Linked DNA regions of Homo sapiens: region 1 is linked to region 2. Evidence: chromatin loops called from intact Hi-C (ENCODE). Cell type or tissue: body of pancreas. All regions are shown on one strand. Each heading gives the region's core, and the rest is flanking DNA. Links, peaks and the distances in the headings are about the cores only.

Region 1 (2,815 bases), core at 193-2,692, 190 kb before region 2:
CAGCCTGTGGGTTCAGCAGAAGAGAATGCTGTGACTAGTTCTATGAGCCATAAGCAAGTGCCGGGGTTGGCACTTTCTGCTGCATATTCACCATCCTGGCCTAGAGTATTTCCTGGACAGACTGTTGACCAACACACAATGCTCCAACTAGAGTGATCAGCTCAAATTATGGCCCAGGTTGAAGGAAGCTGGCAATTAAACCATACGGGACAACAGGTTTTTGTTTTGTTTTGTTTTTCTTTTTCTTTTAAGATGGAGTTTCACTCTTGTTGCCCAGGCTGGAGTGCAATGGTGGGATCTTGGCTCACTGCAACCTCTGCCTCCTGGGTTCAAGCAATTCTCCTGCCTCAGCCTCCCAAGTAGCTGGGATTACAGACGTGCACCACCACGCCCAGCTACTTTTGTGTATTTTTAGTAGAGATAGGGTTTCACTATGTCAGTCAGGCTGGTCTTGAACTCCCCACCTCAAGTGATCCACTCACCTTGGCCTCCTAAAGTGCCGGGATTATAGGAGTGAGCCACAGCACCCGGGCGACAATAGGTTTTTATGTTTCCAAAATGCCTCTGGAAAAGGAGATTTAACAACCTCCCCCACAACCAAATCCTGTGTTATGCAGCCCTCCATGCCTCGTGTATAATTATCATCTGTGCCACACTACCAGCCTTTCAGAACCCAAACATCAAACCCATAGACAGAAGAGCAGATTGTAGAGAAGACTCCTCCTTTCTAGTCAAAGACTCTGATCATTCCACAACAGTACTGACCCCCGAAGACTTTTCCTTCTTTTGAATTCCCTTAGTATTCACTCTCTGTTCATCTCAGTATCCAGAATTCTTTACATTGCCTTTTGCTGTTAGTTAAGGATGGATGGATGGATGGATAACGGATAAATTAATAAACAGGAGGATGGAAGATGGAGACAGATGTTTATCCATCTCAGTAACAAGCTTCTTAAAATTCACCACCATTTCTTATTTTAAACCTCCAATATCCTACTTGGAGCCTGGTACAGCAGCTCAATAAATGACTACCAACAAGGTAGGTGGTATTTACAAACTGGGGTTGCACATCTCAAAAGCTGTTTCCAATGCTGTTCCCATAAAAGGTATCCACAATAGCTTTTCAACCTACAGAAGGAGGGAAGACTTTGTTGGCTACAGACCTGTGACATGTGAAGTGGGGCTTCTGGTCTATGTAGGGACACACAAAAGACCAAGAAGACCAAGCTCCAGTTGGCACTGCCTTGATTCACCTTCCTGCAAGGGCAAAGTCTGTCCACTGCACACAGATAAGAGACCCAACTATTCTTTCATTAATAAACAACCAGAGGACAAACAACTCAACCCATTTGAGTTACTGTGTTCAAGGGTCCAGTATTTCTAGCTGTGCTTGTGGACTAAGCTACAGTGCTATTGACAGGGACTTGGAAAATAAAAGCAAAAAACTCTTACCCCTTTTTTCAGAAGAGAGACTTCCTATGCAATGGATCACAAATCTACCCACCCCCCCACCATCTCCCCGCCCCACCCCCAGAAAAAAGCAGAGGCAAATACTTTTAAGATAGAAGACTTCTTTCTGTCTGGGTCAATCAAGATCATGGATAATGCTGCCGGGGATCTTCAGAACCACTTTTCTTAGACAACATCTCCCCTGTACCTCAGTGTCCTTAACTGTGTGTCATCACTTCAAAAACAGCCTTTAGAGACTAACTATGAGTACCACACACCCAGAGGAATACAAAGTAAAGAAGCTCTGGGTTTTAGAGAGTGTGAGATTTATTTCTAACATAGCTGACAGGTCCTTGTGCAACATTAGCCAGATCATCACACTTCTTTGTGAGACATCAAAACAGCAGGCTGCATGCATTTGGTGAACTGTTCTTATCTTTGCATACCAGGAAACTCAATCAGATTTCACTGGATCCAGGAAAAACCTTTCTATTCCTCCTAAAAGCCAAAATTATTTGCATCTCAGAGTCTTTGCACTTGCTCTTCCCTCTCTAGCTCCCCACGGCTCTTTGGATATGCCTGTCTTACTTTATTCAGCCTGCTCACTCCTTGTCTTGCCTCCATGGGCATTTTAAACTGTAACAAACGAACAAGTAGAGAAGAAAAAATGCAACAAACCCAGTGAAAAAGCAAAAAATGCAAATGCAAAAAGAATCTACTAATTTGCTCATGTGTGATAGGTATTTTTCATTAGCTGGCATTGCTACAAAATCACAGTATGCCACTCCCTAATTCATAAAACACCAATGGTGCCAATGTGGACCCACATCTAGACCATAGTCATACGTAACCAGGCACTTTTTCTCCTTGAAAGCCATCTGACCTTACTTCCCTCCCACCATGCGTCCATCTAGACTCTTGCTGCATTCAAAATCAACAAATGGCTGGGCACAGTGTTTCATGCCTGTAATTCTAGCACTTTGGAAGACCGAGGCAGGCAGATCACTTGAGCCCAAGAGTTCAAGACCAGACTGGCTGACATGGTGAAACCCCATCTCTATAAAAAATACAAAAACAAGCCAGGAGTGGTGGTGAGCACCTGTAGTCCCAGCTACTTGGGAGGCTGGGAGAATCACCTGAGCCCGGGAGGCAGAGGTTGCAGTGAGCCTTGATCTTGCCACTGCACTCCAACCTGGGCAACAGAGTGAGATCCTGTCTCAAAACAAACAAACAAACAAACAAGCAAACAAGCACTTCATTACTTGTTTAATTCACAAAAAATGGCCACCATAAACACCAAAATACCAAGGATTTCTGTGTCTCTCCTACTAGAATATAAGTCTCATTAGATCAGAGAACTATCTAG
Region 2 (2,815 bases), core at 90-2,589:
AAAAAAAAAAAAAAAAAACCCGCAAACCCTCCTCCCCAGCGCTCCATCTCTGCTCGCCCACTCCATTTCTCCACAGCACAGACCACCAGGTAATGAACGGTGTGTTTAGTTATTTATTGTGTTCAGTATCCGTCTCTCTCCACCTTAATGCTAACCACAAAGACAGGGTTTTTTGCCTGTCTTTTTCCTGCTGATATCCCCAGCACCACGGACAGGGGCTGGCACAGTGCAGGTGCACAGTAAAAATGTCTCGGAGAAGACAAAGGCAGGAAGGCAGGAAGGATGCAAATTGGAGGGAGTCTCCAGGAACAAGGCCAGCTACAGCGAGTTCAGAGCCCATTTTACAGAAAGGGAAACTGAGTCTCAGGTCAAGAGGCGAGGCCAACACTGCCCAGAATTCCCAATTTCTTGAGAAAAAACAGAAACCTGTATAGTAATATTGACAGCTCCCAATTTTTAAATGTCGGCAACTAATAAGAAAAGTCTGCAGGCCAGATATGGCCCAGAGGCAGCCAGCAGCCCTCCACCAGCCTGGAAAAGTTATGATTCGCTGCTGCTTAGAGACAAGTTTTCTAGCAAAATAACATTTTCCATCTACACCATGCCTCCCCCTTCCCTTCCCTTGCCCAACCTAGAGACTCGCAAAAAACAGGTTCCCCTCCCACCCGGCCCTCCCACCTCTGCCATCTCTCTGCCCAGGTGCCCCCCAACCCCACTGACCTGGCCCCCTCTGCTCGCCAGGAATGCTAGCAGCCTGCAGCAGCAGATGGCACAACTACAGAAAGGAAAAATACCAAGCCAAAGACATAAATACGTCGGCAGAGTACACAACACGGAGAGGACCCAGCAAACAAAGAGCCGCAGACTCCGGGAGCCAGGAGATGAGGTGCTGCCAGCCCCACTTCCAGAGTTCCAAAAACAAAGCCAAGACCCCTTGGAAGGCCCGGGGGAGTCACCCCAGGAGTGCCGGCTGCAGCCACGGCAGTATTTTCATGTGTCCATTTGCTGTGATGTGTTGAGAGCCCCGGCAGGAGGCATTCAGGACACAAAGCAGACATCTGAGGCATGATTTACTGAGTCACCCCTCCCGGGCACTGCATCCCGGACTCGGAGGCGTGGCCACAATGAGTAAGACCCCCCCACCAACGGGTTAATTCAGACCAGGCTCGGAGCACCGAGCAACTCTATCACCCTCAGTAATAAAATACAGCAAATCAAATTGGACTGTATTGATTTTTTATGTAACTATTTTAGGGCCGAAGCATAAGGAGAGGGTATTGATCAGTTAAGAGTCAGGTGTCAGGAAAGGGAGACAGGAGCACCCTGGCTGCAGAACCAGCTGATTTTGCCAAGGGAAGGCACTGGAATTCAACTCCAAAGAACCCAGGCTTCTTTCTCTCCTGCCCCCAGCCGGCAGAGAATGGGCATTGAGAGTCCATTCTGCCCTGAATGGGAAGATGGAAAGCCACACAGCTGGTGGAGCAGGAAAGCGATGACCAGCTCCTCTGAGCTCCTCTGCTTCATTTCTCTCCCCATGGCACTTGACATTGAAGTTCAGATTTCTTTGTCCACTGCTTCACTGTTGTCTTGCTCTGCAAGAATGACAGAGTGTGGGATTTGTCTCTTTTGTTCCCTGCTGTGTCCCAAGTGCTTAGCCCCGATTTATACCTCTGTTCAATGAATGAATGAATGAGCTGGTTGCCATTTCTTGAGCACTTGCTGTGTGCCAGGCACTCTGCAAAGAACCGTGCAAGGATTCACATGCCTTCTGCCTGGAACCCCCTTCTCTCAGTTGGCTCTTTCTGGTCATTAAGGTCTCAAATTAGAAAACTGCCACCTCCTCTAAGAAGTCTTCCTGGATCGCACAGTCACTCTTCATCATATCGCCTTGCATTGACCATGAAAAACACAAATTAATGTCTGGGATTTTCCTGTGGGTGTATTTATGAGCTTCTTATTTGTCTCCTCATCATCACCCAACCTGCCCTAGAACACAAGCCCTGGAGATCACAGGCACCCAGGCCTGAGGGCAGGGAAATTGAGGCAAAACTCCAGGACAAGAAGGCACCATCAGGGCAGAAGTCATGAGCTCTGGGGAGGAGACCCTACCTTGCCATTCATGGATTGACTTATCTTGAGTCAGTCCCTAGGTTCCTCTGAGCCTCAGTGTCCCCATCTGAGGACACATCCTACCCCTCACTCAACAGTTGCCCAAGAATCCCATGAAATCCTGAAGTGAGAAACCACTTGGCAGACGGCTGATGGTTCATGATTCTTCTCTTTGCAGCTGTGATGGTTGCATGTGTCCCCAGTCAGCCCTTCCTTTCTTGCCTCCTTTCCTGTCCTGGGACTCGTGCCCTGTGCTAACAGCCTCAGGGCTGTTAGGCTGTTGTTGTTAGCACAACAATGGCATCAGCACGCCGTTGTTGTTTACAAACCTCTTTCTTGCTGAACCACCCAGCCTTGTAATGAGAACAGCCAGGGAGAATTTCGGCGCCCATTTTACAGATGGGAAAACTGAGTCTCACAGAGGCCAAGGGGCTAAACCAGTATTCCAAGATCTCCCAATTTATTGAGCAAAGACAGAAACTGGATTGTGACACTGACATCTCTGAATTTGTAAATCCTGGTGACTAACAAGAGAAGTTTGCAGCCATCCGCCTTCCAGGGGCCTTCCACATCTGCTGTTTCCACAAACGCCAAGTCCCTCCTGCCGAAGCAGGCCGGGGCTCCCGAATGAGGAGGTGGACTTTAGAAGGGACAGGTTTCAGCCAGGCATGGTGGCTCAACACCTATAATCCCAGCACTTTGAGAG

What was found. Hi-C counts contacts between places; a loop is a spot of excess contacts. Peaks named below come from ENCODE experiments on the same cell type or tissue, not always from the same donor. Only the 100,000 strongest peaks of a DNase experiment are listed, where the experiment ranks them.
Region 1: it touches region 2 in a loop (5-fold over the local background); 2 of 110 quality-filtered maps call a loop at or near these places.

What each region holds. Positions count from the first base shown.
Region 1 is chr12:125,385,864-125,388,678 of GRCh38, reverse strand. The region is part of intron 2 of TMEM132B (transmembrane protein 132B); the gene reads right to left. Among named protein-coding and RNA genes, the nearest start is that of TMEM132B, 200 kb to the right of the region's middle. In body of pancreas, for the core only: no CTCF peak of the experiment used is centred there; no DNase peak of the experiment used is centred there.
Region 2 is chr12:125,192,598-125,195,412 of GRCh38, reverse strand. The region is part of intron 1 of TMEM132B (transmembrane protein 132B); the gene reads right to left. Among named protein-coding and RNA genes, the nearest start is that of TMEM132B, 7.6 kb to the right of the region's middle. RefSeq lists an enhancer at 967-1,498. In body of pancreas, for the core only: a CTCF peak has its summit at 1,387 (motif pointing left); no DNase peak of the experiment used is centred there; H3K27me3 peaks cover 461 bases.